Linked DNA regions of Homo sapiens: region 2 is linked to region 1. A link is a loop called in an ENCODE intact Hi-C map of the cell type or tissue named here. Cell type or tissue: GM12878. All regions are shown on one strand. Links, peaks and the distances in the headings refer to the core of each region. The heading gives the core; the rest is flanking DNA.

Region 1 (4,404 bases), core at 208-4,207:
CAAAACTACAATAGAGTAATTTTTACTCTGGTATTTATAGTTAAATTTATAATACAAGAAATATATACCTATATTGAGTGATATAATCCTTACGATTCAGCACTTCCCATTATCAGCATTTTCTGTGCTATTTCTATTACAACATTTTTAAAGTGATCAGCAATGACTTTCTACTAGTATGGCTGATGTTTTCGTGCCAACTAAATTCAAAGTATGAGAACTACATCCGTTCCCAAGTCAGAATCCAGCTAATACTCTAGAGCTGTGGGTGGAATATATTTTTATGGATGATATAACATAAAATCACCTGCCTCATTTTCATCTTTACCATCCATATTTCCCTCATATCATTTCCCCTCAGAAGTGATTTCTTAATATGAAGCGTTCTATGCATATGATGGTCCACATAAAGCTCCTAGGCCCAAGAGCATGAAGCCTTTAGATTGCTGCAGCAGTGGTAATTCCTGAGAGCTTATGTCCTCCCTCTCCAGAAGCTGAAATGTCTATGTAGGACAATGCTAGGACAGTACTATCAGGGATTCAAAGGATTAAGGAAAGCCAATTATTTTCTTTATTGAAGCAGCATAATTTGGTGAAAACACCATTGGTTATGGGATCTAGAAAGACCTTAATTCAAGTTCCAGTTTCATATTCTAAGACCCAGGTTACTTGCTTGTAATGTGAATAACAGTACTGTGAAAGGTACCTAGCCCATAATAAATATTCAATGCATATGATTTGCTTTTAAGATAAACATTACATAGACTTATCACTAATAACATTATATATTTACTTGAAAGATGTACTATCTGTAGTAATTATTGTTGTGACAGTAGAAAATAAGTTTTTTTTATATATTTGCCACTTAAAAATAAATATCTACAATATGCCTTGTGCTATGCAAGGTGCTTGGGAGCAAAAAAATGGTGAATCAGACAGGTGTATACCATGAAACTTTGTGGCCCTATTGACTTTATACTTGACACTCTCCAAGTGGAACCTCAAAAAGTAAACAAGATTCTGGTAGTTATTCTCACCAAAGTTTTCTGTGTTAAAAGCTGTAATAATGAGAATGGCATAGCAGAAGAGCATCTTCTGGGACTTATGGCCATTCAATTCACGAACAGTAGCTTCATAGGAGATACTTTGTTCATTCAACAAATACATCTTTACTATCTACCTAGTCTGTAGTAGGCACTGGGGAAACAATAGTATATAAGACTTCTTACCTTGTAGAAACAAAATGAGGCAATCTAGGGGTAGCAATAAATGCAGGCTAGCCTGATTTTTCATGCATGCATGTTGCTAAAAGTAGTAACACTGTTTATTATGATTAATGTCTCCAATTGGAAGGAAATCTTAAAACCTATTCTTCTGGGAAAATATCATCAATGAGTTTCTATTCCCTTAGTAGAAAAATCAGAAATCCTTAACATGGTCTACAATGGTGGCTTTTATATCTATTTACTGCAAACCAAAACGAAGAAACCTTTGCATATCACAATACAATACATAAATATATACACAGACAAATATTTAAAATATAGAAGTAAGTTTCATGTGATACTTTTGCTAAGTACAATGTACTCTGATTTCAGTCTATTACTTTTGTTTAAATGCTGGTAACAGCCCACTGAATTGATTTCATGACTCACTAACAGCAATTTGAAGAATACTAGTGCAAAAGATTGCAAAATTGAATTTCTATCTACTTCCTCAGCCCCATACCACTACTTTCCCTTTTGCTTTCTATGCTAAAGCCATACTGGTTTTCTTTCCTTCAAATGTGTCAAGCTCTTTCCCACTCAGGGCTGTAACTTACCTCTTCTATTCATTCATTTAGTCAACAAACATTTAAGGCATAACTACCATGTGTCAAACATTGTTCAAGGGACTGGAGAGGCAAAAGTGAGGAGCTAGATACATTCCCTTCCCTCTTGGAGATTCCATCTCTAGAAAGCAATCAGAAAACAAGGAATCCAAAAAATAAAAGAAACAATTGGAAATAGAGTTGTATAAAATGATGGAAACAAGTAAAATGCAGAAACAAAGAATAATTGAGGGTGAGCACTAAAAAGGAGCTAGCCATGCAGAGTGAGGAGAGAGTGGGTTTAGACTATAATGTTCCAGGCAGGCAGTATGAGGAACTGAGAGAAGACAAGTGGCTGGCGAATGGTGAGCAAACGTGAAAGTGGCTTATGATGAGGTTGGAAATTTAGGCAGTGGCAGATCATGTTGAACCTCTTAGGCAACTACTGTTTACCTAGCTAAATCTGACCCATTCTCCAGGATTCAGTCTCAACGTCATTTCCACAGAGAACCCTTCCGTGACCTTCAAAGTATATTTGGTCTGCCTGTTACTGGTTCTGTGTGTTCTCTAGACTCCTCCTTCAAGCCTTTCATTCCACTGACGCAATGTCTGTCTTTCCTGGGAGAACAAAAGAGGCATTAAGTCAGTGGCCATATTTATCTTATTAATAGAGACATCCCTAGTGCCGAATACAATGGCCCAAATATAGTAGGTTCAGAATAAAGATTTGTCCAATGGATGGATGGATATTCAAAGTAGTGCCAGGTTGATGCATAAAGAATCCACAGAATAGTGCCACACCCTCTTTTGATGTCTCTCTTTCTTATTCCTAACAATTCTTAATGTCAAATGATGTTAAATTAGCTCTCTATTTATTTAAAAAAAGCAGAACAAGTGAGATTCCAGAGGGGGTGAAATTAGTACTCAAAATGTTTAGAGGAAATCTGTTGCTGGGATCCAAAGTTTAATGTCAGCAATTTTATTTCCTCTTCTCATTTCCAGCAACTTCATTCATAACCACTCTGTTCACCACCTATTATCCACTACTGTATCTTACAGCAAGACTTGGATAGAGACTCTCCTGATATTAAATCCAAAGCAAGAAATATGCTTAAGATAGCTAACTGTCCAAGTCTAGTTTCTCTCTCTCCCTTCTCTGCCCCCTTTCTGTGTGTATGTATGTGTGTATGTGTGTGTGTGTGTGTGTGTGTAAAATCACTAGGTTAAGAACTACAAGATAACTAGAGAGTAAACAAACATGACTCATGGCATTTAATCTCAAAGCAACTTTGTCTTGTTCTTTGATTCTATTCAGGGCTAACTCTCCTTCTACCCTGATGAAATCTCAGGCAGCCTCAGAACTTTTCTGTTAACTTGGATGTGAAAGGAAGAAAAGAAAAAGGAAAAGAGAAAAAGAATTAACCCAGTCACTGCAGACATTGAAATGCCGGGTTCGTTGAGTTAAAGTCTCTCTCCTGCTCAAGGTAGAGCTTGTTGCAGGAGAAAGGGGATGAAGTCATTGACTTCTCCCCTCCCCTGCCTATGGTCAAACCCTCCCAAGCTTGATAACTCTGGTTTTTAAACCCTTATAGTTGGAAAAGGATGCAGAGAGAGCGAGAATAGAGGCAAGAAAAATATTACTTCAGCAGTACTTTTATAAGCTGGTTTTGTGATCTCTTGGCTTGGTACATGTTAAAGCTGAGTCTTTCTTTCATAGATGCTTTTTGTGGATTCTTCTGAGATTCTCTGTTTTTGAGATTTCTTCCTTGTGTTCCCTGACATGCACAAACGCATCTCTACTCCAGCTGGGGGCTTGTGTTTTTTTCCACAGCCCCAGTGCATCTTGTGGTCCACTTCCAGTTTTCGTTTTCTGAGGTTCTTTCATGTTACCAGGCAAACGCCTTGTATAGGATTTAAGATTCTTCCCAGGGTTCTCTTTAGTCCATGGACAATACTCATACATGTTTTCTTTCTTCCAACAAACCCTGAGAATGCAATTACTTCCTAAATGAAACTATTCTGCTACTTGTGTCCTTTATATTTCCCAAGTATGACAAGACACCAGCCTACTGCAGAAGACAAATGTTAAACCCTCTGATGAGCGTTCTCAGTGGTCTCTTTAAAGCCCCTCTCTTGATTGGGAATTAGTAGGCATATTCCTCTCCAGATCTCCACCCCAAGGGAAGAGGGGCTGTACTCACAGCAGTGCTCTCCAAAACAACAACAAAACTCTTCTGAAGCTCTTCCCACATCTCTACTATTTCAATGCTTTTATAACTGTGAAGTGGGTAAGTTTTATATATTATATAAATGTCCTTGTCCATCTGCTTTCTTTAAAACACAAAGAGTAGGCTGTTTCACTATCCATTTTAGTAGTGCATGTCTTAAATCTTATGGCTTAAGGTCTTGGCCAAAGCTTCTACTTTAAAGTCCAATACATAGGTGAACCAGCTTACAAAATGGCAGAACGAGGAATGTGGGAAATCCTCTCCCAGAAAAACAAACACATTGACAAAACCGGGCAGAATTATTGCAAACAACTATAGACACACACACACACACACACACACACACACGTATGAAATAATAGCACA
Region 2 (4,404 bases), core at 121-4,120, 130 kb after region 1:
GTGCTGGGAAAACTGGCTAACCATATGCAGAAAACTGAAACTGGACCCCTTCCTTGCACCTTATACAAAAATTAACTCAAGATGGATTAAAAACTTAAATATAAGACTTAAAACCATAAAAACCCTAGGAGAAAACCTAGGCAATACCATTCAGGACATAGGCATGGACAAAGACTTCATGACTAAAACACCAAAAGCAATGGCAACAAAAGCCAAAATTGACAAATGGGATCTAATTAAACTAAAGTACTTCTGAACAGCAAAAGAAACTATCATCAGAGTGAACAGGCAACCTACAGAATGGGAGAAAATTTTTGCCATCTATGCATCTGACAAAGGGATAATATCCAGAATCTACAAGGAACTTAAACAAATTTACAAGAGAAAAACAAAAAAAAGCCCATTAAAAAGTGGGCAAAGGATATGAACAGACACTTCTCAAAAGAAGACATTTATGCAGCCAACAAACATGAAAAAAAAGCTCATCATCACTGGTCATTAGAGAAATGCAAATCAAAACCACAATGAGATACCATCTCACGCCAGTTAGAATGGCGATCATTAAAAAGTCAGGAAACAAGAGATGCTGGAGAGGATGTGGAGAAATAGGAACCCCTTTACACTATTGGTGTGTAAATTAGTTCTAGCATTGTGAAAGACGGTGTGGCAATTCCTCAAAGATCTAGAACCAGAAATACCATTTGACATTATGCCATTACTGAGAATAAACACAAAGGATTATAAATCACTCTACTATAAAGACACATGCACACGTATGTTTATTGCAGCACTGTTCACAATAGCAAAGACTTGGAACCAACCCAAATGCCCATCAATGATAGACTGGATAAAGAAAATGTGGGACATATATACCGTGGAATACTATGCAGCCATAAAAAGGATGGGTTCATGTCCTTTGCAGGGACGTGGATGAAACTGGAAACCATTATTCTCAGCAAACTAACACAGGAACAGAAAACCAAACACCGCATGTTCTCACTCATAAGTGGGAGCTGAAAAATGAGAACACATGGACACAGAGAGGGGAACTTCACACACCAGGGCCTGTTGGAGGGTGGGGAAATAGGGGAGGGATAGCATTAGGAGACATACCTAATGTAGATGACGGGTTGATGGGTGCAGCGAACCACCATGGCATGTGTATACCTGTGTAACAAACCTGTATGTTCTGCACACGTATCCCAGAACTTAAAGTACAATAAAAAAAATTTTTAAAAAGGAAATAATCATATAAACTGGAACTCTCACTCTTTTAGCCAGCCCATTAATTAGTACACAATGAATCTTCAGTTTGTACCGCTCCATCAGGGAAGTCTCTCCATGTTTTGTTAAAAGTGTGGTTGGCCTGGAAAAGATTAATACCTTTCATTTATTGAACAGCTTATAGTTGGGGTGTTCACATTCCATTAGCTCATTTTATACCATAATGATTTTTTGAATTAAGCAGGAAAGTGGGAACATTACTTTCATTTTATTTAAAAAAAAAAAAAAAAAAGAGGAGCTCAGAAAAATCAGGCAGACTTCCCAAAGTTCATCTGGCAAGGTAGTAGTTAAAATGATGTTAGAATAGTGGTTTTATATGCTCTTCTTGCTACACCGCAATATACTCGAATGTTCTTTTTCACCTTAACATGACAATGACAGTCACTCTCTTAAACCAAAAATGATGACTAGAACAAGAATTTAGGGCCAGAAGCAACCATAGTAGATTCAGGCTTGTGTCTTATTGGAGTTTAAACTTCCAACTAGAATTAATATTTTGGTTAGTAATAAAGCTATAACCCAAACTCCAGCCTGTTACTAGATGATTTTCAGCCTTTGGGATATGTCCCATTCCAATCAAGCTGTTCCTTTTCCTGTCTTGAAATGTGCTAACCATATTTAAACATTTAGCTACAACGACTTCAACCAGATGCTAAATTAAATGGAAAAATTTGGGAATTTGATATTTCCCTTTCCCAAATGTCTAATTTTGTACCCTTGCTACACTTCTTACACTTACAATTCACTTCATTTTGTACTTCACCTTTGTTGTTGTTGCCAGTTTAATCACACAATGTTTTACTTCCATGCTATCAATTAAACATTTTTTTCTCAGAAAAAAAAAAAAAGCCCAGACCTAGAAGAGGGTTATGTTTCCATGAGCTCCCCCTAGAGGTTGGAGTGCTCATTAACACTAGTTAGCTACCAAAACAAATTCACAATCCACATTGTATTCAGAATAGACCACGTTCATCCAACATCATTTGCTTGTAATTCAGTAATAAAACACGAACAGATGACATAAGAAATTAAAAAGTGTCATAGCATTTAGAGAAAGGTTTGGCTGGTTGTTTCATTCATTCATTCATTCCATAAATACCTTGGGCTGGAACATAAATTTTACCTTTTAATTTTAGCATAGTTCTCTTTCCAATAGGTACAAATTATAGGGCCTAGAAGAAATAAAGGGCACATTCGGTCAGTATTTGGAAAGAGAAGAGTACCAAAGAAAAGTCTCTTTAAACAACAAAGACTCAGTTTGCCTGTTTCTTTCATTAATTTAACCGTTCAACGTTGTTGAGTGCTCATTATGTGTCAGAATGCATTTGATATGGGAATTGAACAGTGAACAAGGTATGACATCTGCCCTTATGAAGTTTTCAATTCAATGATTGCTGACAGGTCAGGTCACAAAAATAAAGTCACATGAAAGAATGTCAGTGGAGAAATAAGAGCAGAAAGCAAAATGGGATAAGTATTCTAGCAGAATGTGACATATGAGTCAAATTTTAAAGGACACATAAATTTGGGTTAGGTGGGGGCAGCAGGAAAGAAAGTTGGATAATGTCAAATAAAACTATCAGAGATGTATCATAGACCAATGAATAAACTGGAAATTTACATTTTGACTTCAATAAAACGTTTATTGCAGAATTTTTTAACGTAAGAGGAGAGGCAACACTTACAAATGCCTGGAGGCCTAAATGGCCCAAATTTTCCTCAGGGGCCCAAAAAGGTGATTTAAAATGAATAGAAACTCAGAGGACTGATGCTTAGAAGGGATGGGGTGCTTTAATGATAGAATTCTGTCTAAATTATTATTAGAAACACCTTTAATTATTGCAATACTGTCTTAAGGGCCTCAAAAAAAAACTCAACTAAATTCATTTTATACAATAAGTATACAATAGACAAGTTTTTTTCCACCAGCCCAACATCATCTTGTGTTTGAGAAAACAAAGATCCAGAGAAGTTAAGTAAATGAAGTTACACAGAAATTTGTGACAGGGGCATGTAAGTGAGATACAATTCACTGCTGCATGTACTATACCAGAATGAAAAAATCAAAACATCATATGTGGGCAATTACACAGAACTACATTGAAACCATTTGCTTTCCACAATCTGTTATTAAAGTTTGTCTTAATCCATAAACTGTTATTAAGAACTTCTAGAACATGTCGGTATAACAATAAATTTTTGACTGAGATTATTAAAAGCATGCAATTTTATTAATCAAATGATTTTTTTAAAAATCCATTTCCTAAGATTTGGAATTTTCCACTTTCCATGTTCTCCCTATGTTCAAATAAGAAAGGAAAAATACAGATTAGTTGAAAAACCTCTTCGCAGAGGTACCACATTACCATTCAAAATGTGTAAAGTTGAGCTTCTTTCATTTGAAGCTAATATTTGTGAATTACACATTCAATGAAGATTTATTGAGCACTCACTATGTGTACGGATTGTACCAAAGGCTAAGGATAAAACAGCGAAAACAAACATAAAACAAAACAAAACAGAAATAGATCTTGCTCTAGTGGCAAAAAGTGTAGTGAATAGCATGTAAGAACAGCATGTTTTCAAAACTGTTTATTTCAAACAGTATGTTTTCAAAATTATTTATTTCAATATTTTAGTGGCTTTTATTGAAATCAAATTACAGACTCAGATTCTATAATTCCAAACAGATTAGTTCTACATTTTTGCTCTCAAGGCATTGACTTTTTGACAATCTGATGACTGTAAAATGGTATGGCATTGGGTTTGTAATTTGCATATACCTGATAACTAAAGAGTTAGAGCATTTTCTTTCACGTATATATGGGCCATTTGTATTTCTTTTGTGAAATGTCTATTTATTTTGCCTGTATGTTTATTGAGTTATCGATCTTGGTTATATTTAGGAATTGTTATATATTGTGGATATTAATCTTTTGCTATCATTTGAATTTTGAGTAAGACACAAATGGCTCAGAGGCTTGATTTTGCCTGTGTCCCTTAGTGAATCTGCTCTCACATATATGTTAGCCAAAGCTGCTCTCACTTTTGTATGCTCAAATCTGTTTCCTGCAACTCCAATCCCTACCCCACCCAAAACTCCTGCCCTGAATTTGCAAC

The links. Peaks named below come from ENCODE experiments on the same cell type or tissue, not always from the same donor. Only the 100,000 strongest peaks of a DNase experiment are listed, where the experiment ranks them.
Region 2: a loop joins it to region 1, with 1.9 times the contacts of the local background. A loop is called at or near these places in 1 of 110 quality-filtered maps.

Annotation. Positions count from the first base shown.
Region 1 is chr1:186,847,340-186,851,743 of GRCh38, reverse strand. The region is part of intron 1 of PLA2G4A (phospholipase A2 group IVA); the gene reads right to left. Among named protein-coding and RNA genes, the nearest start is that of PLA2G4A, 21 kb to the right of the region's middle. RefSeq lists a silencer at 2,210-2,259. In GM12878, for the core only: no CTCF peak of the experiment used is centred there; a DNase peak (open chromatin) is centred at 2,283; H3K4me3 peaks cover 367 bases.
Region 2 is chr1:186,720,677-186,725,080 of GRCh38, reverse strand. No RefSeq gene overlaps it. Among named protein-coding and RNA genes, the nearest start is that of PACERR, 42 kb to the right of the region's middle. In GM12878, for the core only: a CTCF peak has its summit at 2,196 (motif pointing left); no DNase peak of the experiment used is centred there.